Regions from separate parts of the Homo sapiens genome. Here region 2 is linked to region 1. The links are chromatin loops, found by intact Hi-C in ENCODE. Cell type or tissue: IMR-90. All regions are shown on one strand. Each heading gives the region's core, and the rest is flanking DNA. Links, peaks and the distances in the headings are about the cores only.

Region 1 (9,356 bases), core at 517-8,516:
CTGTTTAAAAAATAAATAAATAAATTTATAAACTCTGTCTCAAAAATAAAATAAAACAAATGGAAATATTATCTGCTGTCAATCCTGTTGCCTGCTCCTGTGTATAACCTTTATTTTATGTCTTTAATTCTAATGAAATTTCAGGAGGGCAAGGAAATAAATTTATGGTCAATCTGCCATGTTTAACCCAAATTTAGAACCTTTATTTAAAGTGTAAATCTAAGTTTAAATTCAACATAATGATACTAATCCAGACATTTTTTAGTTATAATAAGCATATTATACTCTTCTAGTAAGGCCTTAGGAATTGTATTCAAACTCTGCATCCTGCTATATTGCCCCATTACTGTGCAACATAGATGGAGGTGTTTCATTAATGCACAAAATGTCAGAAATTTTTAAGTTAATTAAAAGTCATTAATTCTTTTTTTTTTTTGAGACGGATTCTGTAGTAGCATTTACCTCTTATTTTAAATGGGTTAAAATTAGAGGCAGTAGGCACAATGGGAAAAGTCAGTGGATAGGCATAGGAGTTCAACAGGTACTTTACCTTTAAGGTTTCAGTTGTGACTCAGTAGATTACTAAGTATGATTATTTTCTATCTTTGCTATTCTCCCTTAAGTCTACTCAGTACCCCTTCCCTTTCTTGTTAAAGATTGTCATTTGTGCAGACTAAATGAAGATGAATGATATATTCTTTGTCCCTATTTTGTGACTACCTGAAATGACATCTGTGAACTTTCAGTAGTGTTTTGTTGTTTGGATTTTTTTTAAGTATTTATATTTTATATTATTATGTTTGTCAATAGAGTTTGTTGAGGTTGTAAGTCAGCTTTGGTAAGGCTTTAGCCTAAAATAAAGGAAATTGTTGAGTTTTCCAGCAACATGATGGGGGAATTACCTGTTGCCAGCTATAATTGCTTTGCTCAGAAGCTTAATTCTGCCACCCCCTAGTCTCAAGAGATATAGTGATACTCTTGATAACAAAAAATTTGGATAGTTGAAAGTTAGTGGTGTGTCTCATGCTATATATTGATTAGCAGAGAGGTTTCTTCTTTTTTTTTTTTTTTTTTTTTGAGACCAAGTCTCGCTCTGTCACCCAGGCTGGAGTGCAGTGGTGCAATCTTGGCTCACTACAACCTCCGCCTCCCAGGTTCAAGTGATTCTCTTGCCTCGGCCTCCCGAGTAGTTGGGATTATGGGAGCCCACCACCACGCTTGGCTAATTTTTGTATTTTTAGTAGAGATAGGGTTTCTCCATGTTGGCCTGGCTGGTCTCGAACTCCTGACCTCAGGTGATCCACCCGCCTTGGCCTTCCAAAGTGCTGGAATTACAGGTGTGAGCCACCGTGCCCAGCCCCACCTTCCACTTTGAATGAATGTATTTGAATGAGTCAGTTTTTATTTTTTATACTGTATGTGTTTCTTGAGACAATAAAAGTATATACATTAGCACACATACACAGTTAATGTAAACTATATACATTAAATATAATAGCTTAAGAAACATGAGTTTAGATATAGTTGAAAACATTTCTAGGTTGAAGGAGAATTTGGTCCTTCAAATAGTAATACTTTTTAAAAATAGAATATCTGGGACTTTTTGTTAGTAAGAATTAAGTGACTGCAGTAAAAACATCTGAAACAAAATGCTGTTACACTGTATGGATATTTCTGATTATTGGCTACTGGCGATTTTTTAATGCATGCATTTTTAAAAGCAATGACTAGACCTTCTCCCTGCCCTGTCTTTCATGTATATGTGTGGGATACTGATGGGAGAGTGTGACAACATGGTAAAAACTATCATATTAATAGGAAGAAGGAAGGCTCATCTGAATTAGTTTTTTTTTTAAGTGTTAAAATTATTAGTATTCTGTGGTTTTAAAAAAAAATGCTACTGTTACTTTCAGCTATTCAATGACTGGGATTTGGTTACTGACCTTCTTAACATAGTTCAGGCTGTTTCAGTATTTGACTGTTGCACTCTTCCCAAATAAATGGATACTTCTAAAGTGTTTTAAAGATGGTTTATTTTCTAGAGGGCTCAAAAAGTTCATAGTCACCTCCTTGATACAAATGCAGATAAATTCTGCTAATTTGTGTGTAGTAGCATTTACCTTCCAAATTGTAACTGATTTAAATAATTTGTCAAACACTTGTTGAACTCCTTAATTTGTCCCCAATTCTGTGCTCAGCAGCCAGAGGTATGAGGAGGAAGAGTCCTTCCTTCCCTGGAGAAGCTTACTTTCTTGTGAGGGGTTACTCCACAAGCAGTTGGTATCATGTAACAAGTGGTGAATTAGATGGATGAATGTACCAAAAGGGAAATGTTTTTTGGTGTGGCTGCGGGCAAAGGGATCCCAGAAGGCAGATGGGGTCAGGCTTATCGGGATAAGGAGGAAGAACAAGGTATTCCAGGCAGAGCAGCATGAGTGAGTCAGGCAAGTGCCATGATGCCTGTCAAATAACTTATAGAATAAAATTAATAACATTTTGAAATGGAGAGTGTTCTCTGAGGTTCTCATTTGAATAATGTAATGGCAGTTTTATTTAAATATGAAGTGCAAGTTAAATTCCTAAAGTTGTTTTTGTCATCTTTTTTGTTTGGAATATTAAAGTGATACTTTTTCTTCTCCACATAAGAAAACAGGCCCTTTCACTGAGGGTGATGGAGCAGCCCTGGCAGACGAAGCCTCTGACTGTGAAACACTTGTTTCTCATACTGTCTCCTGAACTAATACGTTTAATATTAGTAACTTAGTAAATGTAGTATTAGGCTTTCATTTACTTCAATAAAATGCTCTTATGCAAATATGATTTAAGGCATTACATTTTACTGTAGTGAAGGAATAATAGAAAATCTCAGCTGCTTTTTATTGCTTAAGAAAAAACACTGAAATCTTATTGTAAACTTTTCCCATTAATTTATACAGGGAATGCATAACAGATGCTTGCCAGGTTTGATTATAGGTACCACAAGAGCAGCATTTCATAACCCATTCCTCAAACACTGTCTGTGGGAGAGCCTCCACTGGGTTTCCCATAGAGCTGCACATGATACTACACTCAGGCAGTTCATGGAGTGTAAGAAATATCTTAATGCTTTATCATTTGACATTTTAACCAAGGAAAAACCACACTTTTATAGGTTTAACTTACTGTGACATTTTCTTCTATTTCCCTTCCCCTTCAGGTATCTCCAGGGCAGCTTACTAAAAAGTATAGCTCATGCTCAACAATATTTCTAGATGACAGCACAGTCAGCCAGCCTAATCTTAGAACCACAGTAAAATGGTGAGTACAACTAGGCTGCCAAGGGCTGAGTGACAGACCCCCTTATGCTAAAAGCATCCTAGCCATCCTCGGTAATTTCAGCCATTTGATTGTCCTTTTCAGCAATGAGTTTAAGAAATCGGTGTCAACTATATATTGATTTCAAGGATCTAAATATGAATTTTAATTTCCTGTTTTAATCTTAGGCTGCATGGTGGAAGGGAAAGCCAGTTAGTGAAGAAGCAATCCCAGAAAAGTGTAGCTATTTATTTAATGCATTTATGTTAAGACAGTGTCGAACATAATGTGAGAAGGAGAGGTGCTTTTTATTGGATGTTTCTGGAAAAACGTTAGTTTGTTATGAGTTACAGGTCTCAAACAATGTGTACTGCTTTGCAAACTACTCTTGGAAGAAGGAACAGCTTGTCCTCTACTGGCACCATAGTGTATCTGCATTTACATTTTCCCTGTCGTGCATGAGCACCTCTTGGGCACAATCTGAGATGCACTTTCAGAACACCCTAAGATGAACTTTTCAAGTTTATTTAAAAACCAACAACAACAGCAAACAACTCCATTGGGGTTGTCAGGAAACTATTAACATCTCCTTGGATTATGAGCGTTGATTTTCAGAACACCGTTGGGAAGTGCTACACTAGAATATTAATGTCCTTATCCCTAATTTTACTTTTTAGTCTAAAAACATAACTAGCTTATAAACTTAATTTTGTTTCTAATGTACTAGCTTTTTTTTTTAGTTAATTCAATTGTCAGTAACTTCTACTTTAAAAGCAGCAAATTTACACTCATAATAATGTCACTTTCCTCTCTCACTTAAAACAATAGTTGAAATCAAATTGTGTTTCAGCACAAACTGGACTCTGACTCTGTCTAAAGTCCTGAGCTTTGGCACCTACTGAGTAATCATTCAATGTTTGTATTCAGCCAAGGTCCTAAATCCTTGAGTTAAAAAACCACTCCACTTTGGCTAGAGTCCCTGGCTTCTTTTGAATTCAAAAGATTCTGATGTTTCTATAAGATTCAAAGTAGTTTTAAAGATTAACCTTGCTCAAACAAGTATAATAGATTTCATGCTTTTTTCCCCCCATTTTAGTCTTAATTTTTAGATGTCTACTTTTGGAAGTACAGTAAGTTTTAATTTGTTCTCAGTAAGTTTTAGAAATGATCATTTGGTATATTTCACTACTGGTTAAATAAAGGTTTCACAAGTATGGCAAATTGACTTTTAGGAAAGATTTTGAAAAATGTTTATCATGGCTTACTAGTGCGTTATTCTCATAGGTTGGGTGAGCCATATCAGAATCACTTACGCAACTTTTTTCAAAATATATGTCCACAAACAAATTCATCTCACCTCCACCTTCCCTTGATCTCTAGGCAGTCACAAGCCTTTTAGGAAAATGGAGAAGGCATGTGAGGCATAATTACACAGACAAGCACATCCCAGATGATTCTGGTCTTAACCCTAACTCAGTCATTCCCAAAATTTGCAGCACATTGGAATCATCACCAGGGGAACTTTAAAAACAACCCTCAGGCTGGGCGTGGTGACTGACACCTGTAATCCTAGCACTTTGGGAGGCCAAGGCGGGTAGATTGCCTGAGCTCAGGAGTTTGAGACCAGCCTGGGCAACACGGTGAAACCCCATTTCTAGTAAAATACAAAAAAATTAGCCAAGCGTGGTGGCGTGCACCTGTAATCCCAGCTACTTGGGAGGCTGAGACAGAATAGCTTGAATCCGGGAAGCGGAGGTTGCAGTGAGCCGAGATTGTGCCATTTTACTCCAGCCTGGGCGACAGAGCAAGACTCTGTCTCAAAAAAAAAACAAAACAAAACACACAAAAAGACAACAAAAAACACTCCTCATGCCCCAAGTCATACCCGATGCCAATTAAATCAGAATGTCTCAAGTTGGAAGTTAGGCAGTTTTTAAAGCTCCTCAGGTGATTGCAGTGTGCAGAAAGTTTGAGAACCACTGCTTAATTGAATGTAGGAGGATGAACTGCTTCTATTTGGTGGGACCTTGGGCAAGTCAGTTTTAAGCCTTGGTTCCCATATCTGTAAACTGGGTGTTGGATTAAATGTCATGTAAGGTTCCGTGGTCCTTTTCAGCATATAACTTCAAATTCTGTAATGTTAAAATCAATTTGGACATGAAAATGTTTGAAGCACTATAGAAGTATCCATCTTAGATGCTAATGTTACAGACTTTTTAAAAAAGTGCTAACATTGTATGGACTTAAAATTCAGATTTGCCTTCCCTCAATTATTTTGAGCCTCAGTTTAGAGACTGAGGGCAAATGGAAGCATATAACTTACCTAAGACAACTCCTTGTTTCCTGATACACAACATCTGTGGGTAATTTAGGAATACAGTAACATATATCTGAAAAGTCGTGTCTGTTCACTAATATTTTACTTAAACCAATGTGGAAATACTTGCCATTAATATTACACTTTGTAGTTTTATGCTGCATTGTTAGCACTGCTTATTTCAGGATAGCTACACCTATCATTGGTTTTGTGTGCACTTATTTACTAATAAATTTTCTACTAATGATGCAAAATTGATCATAAATGATTTTATTTGGTATAAAACACTTTTATTTACTTTAAGGGGAAATAATGAAAGATGGGTGGGTAGGTGATAGTTAATTAAATCAACTGAAATGCAGAGCCTAACAGCTTAAAAAGCAAAAAATAAAAATAACCAAAAAACCAAATAGTTTAAATTTAAGCATGTATACAAATAGGTAGAACTTGTATAAAATGAAAGGTTCTATGGGCAGAAGAGCAAATGGGGATATATGTAATTATTTATATATTATAATAGTCCACAGAAACATGTATTTTAACAGCATATTACTGGGTTTTTTTTTTTTTTTGAGACGGAGTCTCGCTCTGTCGCCCAGGCTGGAGTGCAGTGGCACGATCTCGGCTCACTGCAAGCTCTGCCTCCCGGGTTCACGCCATTCTCTTGCCTCAGCCTCCTGAGTAGCTGGGAATACAGGCGCCTGCTACCACGCCCGGCTAATTTTTTGTATTTTTAGTAGAGACGGGGTTTCACCGTGTTAGCCAGGATGGTCTCGATCTCCTGACCTCGTGATCCACCTGCCTCGGCCTCCCAAAGTGCTGGGATTACAGGCGTGAGCCACTGCGCCCGGCCTTACTTAGCATTTTGGTTCGTGTATTTTTGCTGAAAGGAACTAAAACAAGGGGAAAGTACCCATATGGTACTGTTCTGAACTAGAGGATTTCAGGGCCGCTAGGAGGGTTCCTCCCTTCCCTCATTTAAAAAATGTCTTCAGGCCTAACAAATGTTTAAATCAGTTGTTAAAAATAATTTTTTTTTCCCTTCACAGTGTGACCTTAGCAATATATTACCACATAAAGAACAGGTGAGCTCCTTTAAAACCTGTCTTGTTATTCCAGCTAATTACTTTGCATGATATCAAGTTCAGTATTAGGTCATAACTATAGACATCATAAGCTATAGATTGCTATTACAGTATTGAACTGAATCATTTGTGGTTTTTCTGGTCCCCAAGATGGTTTCAATTATTAAATTACTGAGGATCCCAAAGAGTATTTGTTTATGTTGGTTATATTGATATTTATTGCATTAGAAATTGAAGTTGAGAATTTAAAAAAAAAAACCCTATATTTAGTTTCAGTTTCTCAACGTTGGCACTGTTGATATTTTGAGCTACATAAGTCTTTGTTGTGGGGACTGTCCTGTGTATTGTAGGATATTTAACAGCTGTCCCAGGTTGTGACAACAAAAATATAACCCCTGACTGAGAATCATATTGTTAACATAAATAATATTTTTTCATGAAAAATAACTCTCTTCTACAACAACGAAGTTGAGTAAAATGTGTCATGTATTTATATATATACAACTCTCTAGTGTCCAGCTTAACAGAAAACAGCTGGATTCTCATCTCTGTCTTTGCAATTAGTTTTTTTTTTTAATTTCAACTTTTATTTTAGATACAGTGAGTACATGTGTAGGTGTATTACGTGGCTAATAGTGCACCCTGGTAGTGAGCTGTAATTTGTTTTGAAGAAGTGATAAGAAGATGACCTAGCCTCACGCAAATATATAGTTGGTAAAAGGTATATTTTTAAAGCTTTCAGATGGTTGTGGGTATTCTTTATTTTTTAGTTTATTTTTATTTGGTTTTTTTTGAGACGGAGTCTTGTCTGTTGCCCAGGCTGGAGTGCAGTGGCACGATCTCGGCTCACTGCAACCTCCACTTCCCAAGTTCAAGCGATTCTCCTGCCTCGGGCTCCCGAGTAGGTGGGGTTACAGGCGCATGCCACCACGCCTGGCTAATTTTTGTATTTTTAGTAGAGATGGAGTTTTGCCATGTTGACCAGGCTGGTCTTGAACTCCCGACCTCAGGTGATCCACCCGCCTCAGCCTCCCAAAGTGCTGGGATTACAGGCATGAGCCACCATACCCGGCCAGTATTCTTTAATACTACCCAACACTCCACAAGTGCTAGTTTCTTAAAATGGTTACAGTGGAATTTTGTGTTATCAATGAATTTTTTATTAGTACTCACCCATCTGTCTTGTACAATATATGTATCATTTCCCCTTACTTGGTTTTCTAATATTATGCATTGGTTATATGGAAAATATTGGTTCACATCTCTTCTTTCTTTTTTTTTTCTTTTTTTTGAGACAGAGTCTCATTCCATCACCCAGGCTGGAGTGCAGTGGTGCAGTCTCAGCTCACTGCAACCTCCGCCTCCCGGGTTCAAGCGATTCTCCTGTCTCAACCTCCCAAGTAGCTGAGATTACAAATACATACCACCATACCAGCTAATTTTTTGTATTTTTAGTAGAGACAGTGTTTCACCATGTTGCCCAGGCTGGTCTTGAATTCCTGAGCTCAAGCAATCCGCACACCTCAGCCTCCCAAAGTGCTAGGATTACAGGCGTGAGCCACCATACCCAGCCTGGTTCACATTTCTTGACAGTGGCAAAGCTCACTTTTGTTAGTATCACCACCAATTGTATTAAAAAATCTTTAAGTATTGAGAAGCTGTTAAACTCACATAATAAGGTACAAGTTTCTCCAAATCCTGATTTTTAGTTTGAAAGCTTGAATTTTATCATTGCAACAAATAGTGTTATTTTCTTGAAGTGACAGGCTTCATTTTTTTAAAACTTTTTATTTATTTATCTTTTGAGACTGAGTCTCACTCTGTTGCCCAGGCTGGAGGGCACTGGTGCCATCTTCGCTCACTGTAACCTCTGCCTTCCGGGTTCAAGTGATTCTCCTGCCTCAGCCTCCTGAGTAGCCGGGACTGCGGGCGCCTGTCACCATGCCTGGCTAATTTTTGTATTAGTAGAGATGGGGTTTCACCCTGTTGGCCAGGCTGGTCTCGAACTCCTGACCTCAAGTGATCCACCCGCCTCAGCCTCCCAAGGTGCTGGGATTATAGGCATGAGCCACCACACCTGGCCACTTCTTTCATTTTTGAGAATGACATTTGTACTTTCAAGTAAAAATGATATTCTGTGAAAAAAAAATGGCTTGTTTAGCTCACAATTAAATCACAAGTGCTTTTCCTTAACACAACTCTACCTCGGTATGCAGAATTACTTTATGTGAACTTTCTGCTTACTCCAGAATAGTGAAAAGAAAGGTCAAGATTTAATAATACCATTAATTTTTACTGCTTCAGCAAGGATATTCATGAGTGAAGCAGGTGTTTTTCTTAAACTGCAAGAGGCAGTAAAGAGTAGCATAACTTCTAGTATAATTTGGTAGCACTGCCTTGATTCATGCTGAGAAGCCAGCAGTTTGCCCACTTTTGCTGTTATACACTCATTACAAATGTCATACAGTCAAAAAGCAAGCAATACCTTAGTATTCTTTTTTTTTAAATTATTTTTATTTCTAAATTTTCAATCAGCTTTCTCAGGTTGAATAAGTATTCTTAAAAGAACAGTTTTGACCTCAAGGACCTCTTGGAAAAGGATCTAGAGGGTCTCCAGAAGTCCACAGACCACACTTGGAGAACCACTGGTTTTATTAAAT
Region 2 (9,356 bases), core at 924-8,923, 250 kb before region 1:
TCCTCCTCTTCCCCAACTATAACCCTTGTGCTATGGAGGCCCCAATCTGCAGGGGTAGTAGAGATGGAAACAAATGTGAGAGAAGAATAAAGAGTCAACCTTCATCGCTCATTTCTTCTGTCCCTCTGTGCTTTGTAACTTCTCGAATCACCTATTGAGGGCAGGGGGAGGGGCCCTCCTTATGACTTCATACAACCTGCTTCATGATCTGGCTTCTAGGCATTTTTTCTTGTGTCATTGCCTAAAAAGTTGACCAATTCCTAGGAGGAACCCTACTCAGTTCAGTGTGGGCATCAGCCCAGTGTGGGTCTAGCTCCTGCCTGACCTCCTGGGATGAACATTCTTCCCACGTGCGGTTTCCTCATTTCACATCTTCCTGACTACACACTGAGCAACTTGAGATCAGAAAATGTCATTCATTTTTTGTAACTTCAAGGACCAGGAGGCTTGCTCAGTGTCTGGTGCTAAACTGGCAAAAAAAAAAAAAAAAAAAAAAAAAAAACACGCAGTGCTTAAAAAATATCTGCTGTAGCATTACTAAATGACCCTGGCACCTCTCCAAGTGCCTCATCCCAGAGACCCTACTCTTGCCCTCACCCTGCACGCTCCCCACCAAAAGTTACTCTTACATTGTAAAGAAGAAAGATGAAGTTAATTGAGTTGATATGGTTATAGATAACAGCCAACATTTAGTCAGCCTTTATGCTGTCTACATACTATTGTAAATATGCTACATCTATTGTGACCTTTAATTATTGAATCAACCCTCTGAGGTCTTGATGCTCTTCCTGAGTTAGAACTCCAGAACATATGTTCTCTACTCCGTTAATAGCCACTGACAGAATATAGCCAGGCATTAAAAAACAAGCATGACAACTAGGTAGGAGCATAGAGAATAAGAAGATAAAAAGCATATGTGCCTATAATCTATAGCTATTGAAATATATCATTGTAACAAGAGCTGAAAAGGAATGCCCAATGATAAGCAGTCTTTTTAAATATGTTATTATTGTTTTAAAAAAAACTTATAATATAATTCAAAGGTACTTTTAATGAGCTGGACCTATGTTTCAATGAATATCAGAACCAACGGTTAATGGAGGCTCTTAGAGAATGCTTGAAATTCTTAACTCTCCTTTTGCTTTTTATTTTTAGTCTTTGCCTTCTTTGCCAAATCCCCAAGCTGAGTGCTCACTTCAGACGCTGAGAAGAATGGAAGTGGGGGAGGAGAGCTAACACTTGTTGAGATTGGTAGGGAGGGACAACTAATGTTGCTTCCATCTTGTGTAAAATGTATATAAACACATCTTCAAATCTTTCTTTCCAACCAAACCCTCAGCCCCACCTAGAAGGAAATTACGGAGTCACCAGTAACTGAGTGTCTACTGTGTGGCAGGCTCCAGGAGGCTCCGTGGCACAGTGGCTTTTTCAACAGTGGAACAGAAGAGGTAAGTCAGGTTAGAAACCACGTAGCAGTAAATGAGGAAGTAAAAGAAGTCTTAGCAGAAAATCAGTGAGGGATGACTCCAAAGCAGATTGAGAATCAAGAGTTATTTCAACTTGGCCAGGTGGGGTGGTTCACACCTATAATCCCAGCACTTTTGGAGGCTGAGGCAGGCAGATCACTTGAGGTCAGGAGTTCAAGACCAGCCTGGGAAACATAGTGAAACCCCATCTCTACAAAAAATACAAAAATTATCTGGGCATGGTGGCATGCGCCTGTAATCCTAGCTACTCAGGAGGCTGAGTCACAGGAATGCTTGAACCCTGGAGACGAACGTTGCAGTGAGCTGAGATCACCTGGGTGACAGAGCAAGACTCTGTCTCAAAAAAAAAATAAAAATAAATAAAATAAAAAATAAAAGTTATTCCAACTCAGGGATTTGTGCTGGCAGATTTGGCCCCTCCCGTATCTCTGTATCTCCTGATCCCGAATTCCACTACCATTCACCTACCCCAGACCTATCCTATTGGAGAGGGTTTCTACCCCAGCCAACCTCGATTGGTTCAGGAATATGAGAATCTCCTATCCCAATACGTGGCTGGAAAGGAAGGTAGAGGAAGGATAAGGCCAGGTCTGCCAGAGAGAGGAACTTCCTGGCTCTCTAAGTCAGAACAAATTTCCCAGTCAACTACCTCTCAACCCTGCTGATCTCTTACCATTGGTTAGGCAGGTTGTAAAGTTAATGGGTTTCTGTGAGCTGGATAGATGGGCCTAGTCTAGGCACTTAGGCAATGTGCTTAACTGCTGCTGTGGGAAAATCCATGGTAAGCACCCTGCAATCAATCACCAATGAACAATTGAAACCCAGTTCCTCATAACCAGGCACTGTCCATATAGCCAACATGAGCAAAGGGTTGGGGGTCATTGTCCAAAGGCTTTATGCAGAGAGTTTTAATTTTTTTTGTCAGTGTCATTTTTATTGGACTTTTTTTCTTGCCTTATTCTTTTGCCCAGCTTAAGCAGCACTTTAGGTTTTTCTAATTCAAATTTTTAAAGTAGATAAATAAAACATTACAAATATAGTTAAGGCCTTCCAAGACCCCTCCCTGATTTCATTATCTCATTCTTCATGGGTAACCATTGTCCTTAATGTGGTGTTTCTCATTCCATGCATGACTATATACTTTCACTACATATGTATGTGCTCATTAACAACATGTATTTTTGCTTTGCATGTTTTCAAACTTTACATAAATGGTACACTGGCCAGGCACAGTGGCTCATGCCTATAATCTCAGTACTTTGGGAGGCCGAGGTGAGAGGATCACTTGAGGCCAGGAGTTCAAGGCTAGCCTGGTCAACATGGTGAAAACCCGTCTCTACTAAAAATACAAAAATTAGCCGGGCGTGGTGGTACACACCTGTAGTCCCAGCTACTTGGGAGGCTGAAGCAAAAGAATTGCTTGAACCTGGGAGGAGGAGGTTGCGGTGAGCCGAGATCATATCACTGCACTCCAGCCTGGGTGACAGAGTGAAACTCTGTCTCAAGAATAACAATAATAATAATAATAATTTTTAAAAAATAAAATAAATGGTACACAGAACTTGAATCTCTTACTGTTTGCTCACCACTGTTTTTGAGATGCATTCATGTTTACATGGCTGTAGTTAATTCATTTTTAGTTGCAGCATTCTATTATGTGAATTATATGTTTCTATTCATTGGTATTCTATTACTATTACCACTCATTATAGTCTTCAATTGTGGTCATCAATTACGTAACTATATCATAATTTGTTTCTTAATTCTCCTAAGGAACAGAATAAGTGGATGATAGAATATGAGCATTTTTAACTCTAAAGAGAAATTTAGTAACAATTAATAATCAAACCAATTTATACCATTTATACTCCTACTAACAGAGGTTGAGAGCTCCAGTGTTTCATCATCTCAGAAACACTTTTCACATCTTTGTCAAACTTTTCCATTTTTGCCCATGTGATGGAGGTAATATTTAATCTCATTTTTATCATGGTCTATATACACAGATTGAAAACATTTTCTTTTTTTTTTTTTTTTTTTTTTTTTTTGAGACGGAGTCTTGCTCTGTCACCCAGGCTGGAGTGCAGAGGCGCGATCTCGGCTCACTGCAAGCTCCGCCTCCCGGGTTCACGCCATTCTCCTGCCTCAGCCTCCAGAGTAGCTGGGACTATAGGCGCCCGCCACCACGCCCGGCTAATTTTTTGTATTTTTAGTAGAGATAGGGTTTCACCGTGTTAGCCAGGATAGTCTCGATCTCCTGACCTTGTGATCCGCCCACCTCGGTCTCCCAAAGTGCTGGGATTACAGGCGTGAGCCACCACGCCCGGCAAAAACATTTTTGCAAAAAGATCTTATAGGTCAGTGGTTCTCAAAATGTGTTCTGGGGACCTCTGAGATCTATACAGGTAGTCACTGAGGTCAAAACTATTTCATAATAATACCAAGATGTCATTTGCCTTTTTAACTCTCATTCTTTTACAAGTGTACGGTGGAGTATTCCAGAGGCTATCTGACTTGTGACATGTGATACTGCAACAGACTGAGTAGAGATGCAGATATGAGGATCCAGCTATCTTTTTATTAAGCCAGACACTGAGGAGATTTGCAAAAATGTAAAGCAATGCCACCAGAATTATTTTTGTTTTGGAAGAATTAACTATGTTTTATTTTTAAATCATGTTAACTATAATGGGTCTATTATTGTTCTTATAAGAATAAATACTTTTAATGTTTCAGTTTTAATTTCTTATGTGGTAAATATTACTAGATATACATATAAGCAAGAGCTCTTTGGGGTCCTCAATAATATTTTAAGAGTATAAAGGAGACCTTATGAGGCCAAAAAGTTGGAAAATTGCTGTTACAGGTCATACCCTTTTCTCATCATTCCTACTCAAATGAATGCCAGCTGACACTTAGAGGGTGCTGTGTGCAGATGGGGCATTGTGCTAAGTGCTCAAGGGTCACTTTTCCTTTAACCCTTATGATACTCTTGTAAGCAGGTGCTGTGATCAGCTGCACTTGAAGGACAGTAAGCTGAGGCTTGGGGCAGCTGGATAGAGTGCCGGGGACACACAGCCAGCAAGGGAAGCCATTCCAGCTACTGTCCTCCCATCCTCTCCAGTTTTCTTCTCTTAGTCATTCTCTGAGTCAGCCAGCTTGAAGCCATCTACGCTTCTTTGACTCATCCCTCTCCTTTTTTCTTGAAATGATCTACATTCCCTTCTGAAAGCAGCAGAGGGACTCAAGGTTTGGACGCTGGGTTCCTGGAGCTGCAGCCGCCAGTAAGTGTGGCGAGGTCCCAGGCTTCCAGGCAATAGAGCAGGGAGCCAAGGGGGATGTGCAAGAGGAAACCCAGGAAACAGACCCTCCAAAAGGGCAAAACAAAGGGGGAAAACATATTTGGTAGTCAGGTTCTAGAAGGAACGATTGCTGAGGCCCTGGAAAGGTAGATCCCTTTCTTCCGGGATCAGGCCCACGAGACGGGCGGAAATATTAATCATACTCCTCAATCTCTATTCCCACTCACTTACTTCATTCGGCAAATACAATGGTGTGATAAGTGGGCAGTGATGGGGTAATAATAACAATAACATTTATTGGGCACTTACTATGGGAAAGTGACTATTTTAAATACTTCGTGGATATTAACTCATTTAATCCTCATCTGAATCCAGTGAAGTAAGTACTTGTCTTACACGTGGAAAAACTGAGGCACAGAAAAGAAACATCAGAGTGTAAGGGAGTGAGCAGGAGAGGCCCTTAACTTGCCCCTGGGGGAAAAGGTGATGAAGAAAAGCTTCTCAGATATGGCACATGTATTCGTTTCCTATCGGTGCTGTAGCAAATTACCAGAAACTTAGTTATTTATTACATTTTTTCATAGGTGGTTTTCAATGGCCTACAGAAACTTAGTTATTTAAAACAACATTTATTGTTACAGATTTATTATCTGACAGCTCTGGAGGTCAGAAGTCTGAAGTGGACTTCACTGGGCCAAAATCAAGGTTGTTGGCAGGGCCGTGCTTTCTCTGGAAACTCTAGAGGACAATCTGTGTCCTTGCTTTTCTGGTTTCTAGAGATTACCTACATTCTTTTGGTTCATGACTCCTTCCTCTAGCTTCAAAGCCAGTAGCATAGCATTGCCTCTCTCACTTTGTTTTTTTGTTTTTGAGACAGGGTCTCACTCTGTCACTTAGGCCAGAATGCAGTGGCACAATCTTGACTCACTGCAACCTCCAACCCCCAGGCTCAAGCAACACTCCCATCTCAGCCTCCCGAGAGGCTGGGACTACAGGCGCCACTACTGGTACTTTTTGTATTTTTTTTTTTTGTGGAGATGGGGTTTCGCCATGTTGCCCAGGCTGGTCTTGAACTCCTGGACTGCAGTGATCCTCCTGCCTCAGCCTCCCAAAGTGCTGGGCTTACAGACATGAGCCACGGCACCCGGCCAGCATTCCCTCCCTGATATCTGTGTCTGGCCTTAAATCTCCTCCCTCCCTCCAGTGCAATGCCTCCCTCTGATAAGAACCCTTGTGATTACATGGGTCCCACCTGGACAATCCAAGCTATTTGCTCATCTCAAGATCCTTAACTTGAACACATTTGCAAAGTCCTTTTTGCCATGTTAGGTAACACATTCACTGGTTCTGGGGATTAGGATGTGGACATCCTGGGTTGCGGGGGGGCATTATTCAGTCATTTAACTAATCCTGGCTGATATTTATTGAAAGTCTACCATGTGCACTCTTCTAGGCACTAGGGAGGTAGTGATAAATAAGATCCGAAGACTGCCTAGGAGTCAACCAGGTGAAACAGGATGAGGGAAAATGTGCTCTAGGCAGAAAGAACAGTATAGACCCAGAGAGGGAAGAGAGCAGCTCCCTCCAGAACATGGGGTTCAGCCTGTCTATTAAGCATTGGCTATCCCTGGCTGCTTATTAGGAACTGCTGGGGAGATTCTTTACCAAAGCTTCCTCTGCCCCCGTCCCTGTCCCCAAGTTCTGACATCAGAGATGGGACCTGGGCATCTATCTGGTATTCTAACATGCAGCCAGGAGAAAAATCATTGGTCAGCAGAGTGGCATGAAAGGACACAGGTGCCTAAGGCTGGGCATGGTGGCTCACACTTGTAATCCCAGCACTTTGGGAGGCCAAGAAGGGCAGATCACTTGAGGCCAGGAGTTCAAGACCAGCCTGGGCAACACAGCGAAACCCCGTCTCTACTAAAAATACAAAAATTAGCCAGGCATGGTGCCGCATACCTGCAGTCCCAGCTACTCAGGAGGTTGAGGCACGAAAATCGCTTGAACCTCAGGAGGCGCAGGTTGCAGTGAGCCGAGCACTCCAGCCTGAGCAACAGAGTGAGACTCTGTCTCAAGGACACTGATGCCTAGTCATGGGGCTGGAGAGAAAAGCAAGAACCAGCTCATGAAAAATCTTGTAACCCAAGAGTATGGATCTTACACGAAGGGTTTAATCAAGGGGGCAACATAATCAGGTTTGTTCTCTACAAATGCCCTCTTACTGCACATTGTGAAGGGAGTGGAGAGGGGCAAGGGAAGAATTAGAAGATGGTGGAGACTGGATTTAGCATAGGTATAGTGGGAATGGATGAAATCCATTCCATTTGCAGGAAGCAAAGATACGAATGGTTTCTGGAATGCCTATAATTATTGCTACAGCCTCCTAACTGGATTTCCCAACCCCACACTTTTTCCCTTCTCATCAACCCTGTGAATCACCACCAGATTTACCCATCCTTAAATACCACTTATTGTGTTAAGGAATACTAGGCAGCCTAATAATTAAGTGTATTTGCTCTTGGACCGAACAGACTGGGTTCAAATCCTATCTCTGCCACTTTACGGTGCCCCATTTCCTCATCTATAACATGTGATACTAAAAATAGTGTTTACATCAGAGGGTTGCTTTGAGTCAATGTAGGAGAACTTCTATAATTACCTGTGTATGGTAATCATTCCAAAAAAAAATCATTATTCAAACACCTTCAATATAAAACCTTCTGTTTTCCATTTGTCGGAATGCCAAGGTCTGCCTGTCCAGATCCTTCACCTTTTGGGTCCACCCTGCTACTCAGCCTCGTTGAATTCTGTCCCCAAAATATGTCACATGAACACTCCAGATACAGCACCTTTGTGCCTGGGTCATGCTGCTTTCCTCATTTTGAATGCCTTTATTTTTCCCTGCTACCCTCCCCAGTCCTTCTGTCCCTTAAATGCTTATCATTACTTCTAAAAAAGTGACTCCCAATGCCGTGACTGGTGACCATATGACCATACCCAGTATAATCATCTTTCCCAAGGGAGGACTGCCTGTCATTCCTACCAGGAGGCTATCATTCCAAATAACTCACAAAGCCACTCATGCTCGTAACTGTCACTGCTATCTAAATGCTAAGCACTCACAGAAGGCCCAGAGCATAAACTTGTCTTTCCCATGCTTTGTGGAGCACCATGGATGCCCCTAGAAGCCCATAAATAAAAAACAACTTTGCTATGAGTTAAGTTTTCATCAGGACTGTCAGCTGTGAAATATTCAGAGGCTTTCTTGAGTTATTAACCCAAACCAATGTTGCATATTACAAAGAGACAGGACCCAAAATATGTGAATTAATTGACCAAACTATATTTTAGCAGTTGTCCTTAAAGGAGAAGCGAAGTCCTACCCCAAGCAGGACTTCACAAAGCATGTGTGTCCTTCTTTGCCTCGTGTCCTTTCATTTTTACAGATTTATTGAGGCATGAATGACAAACAATAGACGATGCAATATTAAATTGCACAATTTGATAAATCTCATGTCCTTTTAACCACAAAGCTTTATAATAATAATCATTTTTATTAGACTACTTAAAATTCTCTTCTATTTTCAAACATGATAGTGTAATATTAAAATCCAAGTTTGCCTACAATAAGGCTTCCACACCTATAAGTTACTAAAAATTTCCCTTGGCTGGGAAAATGTGATCCAGAATTTGAAATTACAAAACCAAAAGGATTTTTCTTGTCAATGAAAAATGATTGGCACAGTGGCTCACATTTGTAATCCCAACACTTTGGGAGGCCAAGGCAGGAGGATTGCTTGATGCCATAAGTTCAAGACTAGCCTGGGCAACATAGCAAGATTCCCATCTCTACAAAAAAAAATTTAAGAAAAGTGACACGTGCCTGTAGTCCTAGCTACTTGAGAGGCTAAAATGGGAGGATCCTTGAACCCAGGAGCTTGAAGCAGCAGCGAGTATGGAGTATGATTGCATCACTGCACTCCAGCCTGGGTGACACAGCAAGACCTGTCTCAAAAAGGAAACAAAAGAAAAATGATCGCGTTGGATTTTAAACCAAGACGTTATAGGCACTCAACTTGCTTTTGGCTGGAAATAAAATATTTTCTATAAATTTATTTATTCTTATTTACTATTATTGAATAATGTTAATACAACCATAACATTACTAAACATTTACTGAGTTTATCATGTGCCTGGAGCTGTGCTAAATGCTTTCCATACATTCTGTCACTCAGTCCTCACAACAGCCCTGGAGGAGGAAAGGGCTGTCCCTTTTTAACAGATGAAGGAACCAAAGTGTGGCGAAGTTAAGTTATTTATACAAGCTCAAGCAACCAGTAAATGATAGAGCTGGCTTTTCAAGTCAGCTATGTCTGCCTCCAGGGCCTGTTCTCTTAACCATTATGTCATCTTGCCACCCTCAAAATGAATATGCAAAACTGTGCCCCTACTCCACAGAAGAGTCAAGGAGGTTGACCACAAATCTATCAAGTTCATGGTACTCCCTTCTCCCACACTTCCTCATCCAAGAGCCTTGCCAAGCATACCTGGAGAGGTGATTCTC

Evidence for each region. Peaks named below come from ENCODE experiments on the same cell type or tissue, not always from the same donor. Only the 100,000 strongest peaks of a DNase experiment are listed, where the experiment ranks them.
Region 2: a loop joins it to region 1, with 7 times the contacts of the local background. A loop is called at or near these places in 4 of 110 quality-filtered maps.

What each region holds. Positions count from the first base shown.
Region 1 is chr2:207,730,751-207,740,106 of GRCh38, forward strand. CCNYL1 (cyclin Y like 1) reads left to right here. Exons shown (of 10, transcript NM_001330218.2): 4 at 3,197-3,297; 5 at 6,661-6,696. Among named protein-coding and RNA genes, the nearest start is that of MIR4775, 19 kb to the right of the region's middle. In IMR-90, for the core only: a CTCF peak has its summit at 3,709; a DNase peak (open chromatin) is centred at 3,711.
Region 2 is chr2:207,483,439-207,492,794 of GRCh38, forward strand. No RefSeq gene overlaps it. Among named protein-coding and RNA genes, the nearest start is that of CREB1, 42 kb to the right of the region's middle. RefSeq lists an enhancer at 1,261-1,330 and a silencer at 1,561-1,610. In IMR-90, for the core only: a CTCF peak has its summit at 4,730; a DNase peak (open chromatin) is centred at 4,673; H3K27ac peaks cover 182 bases.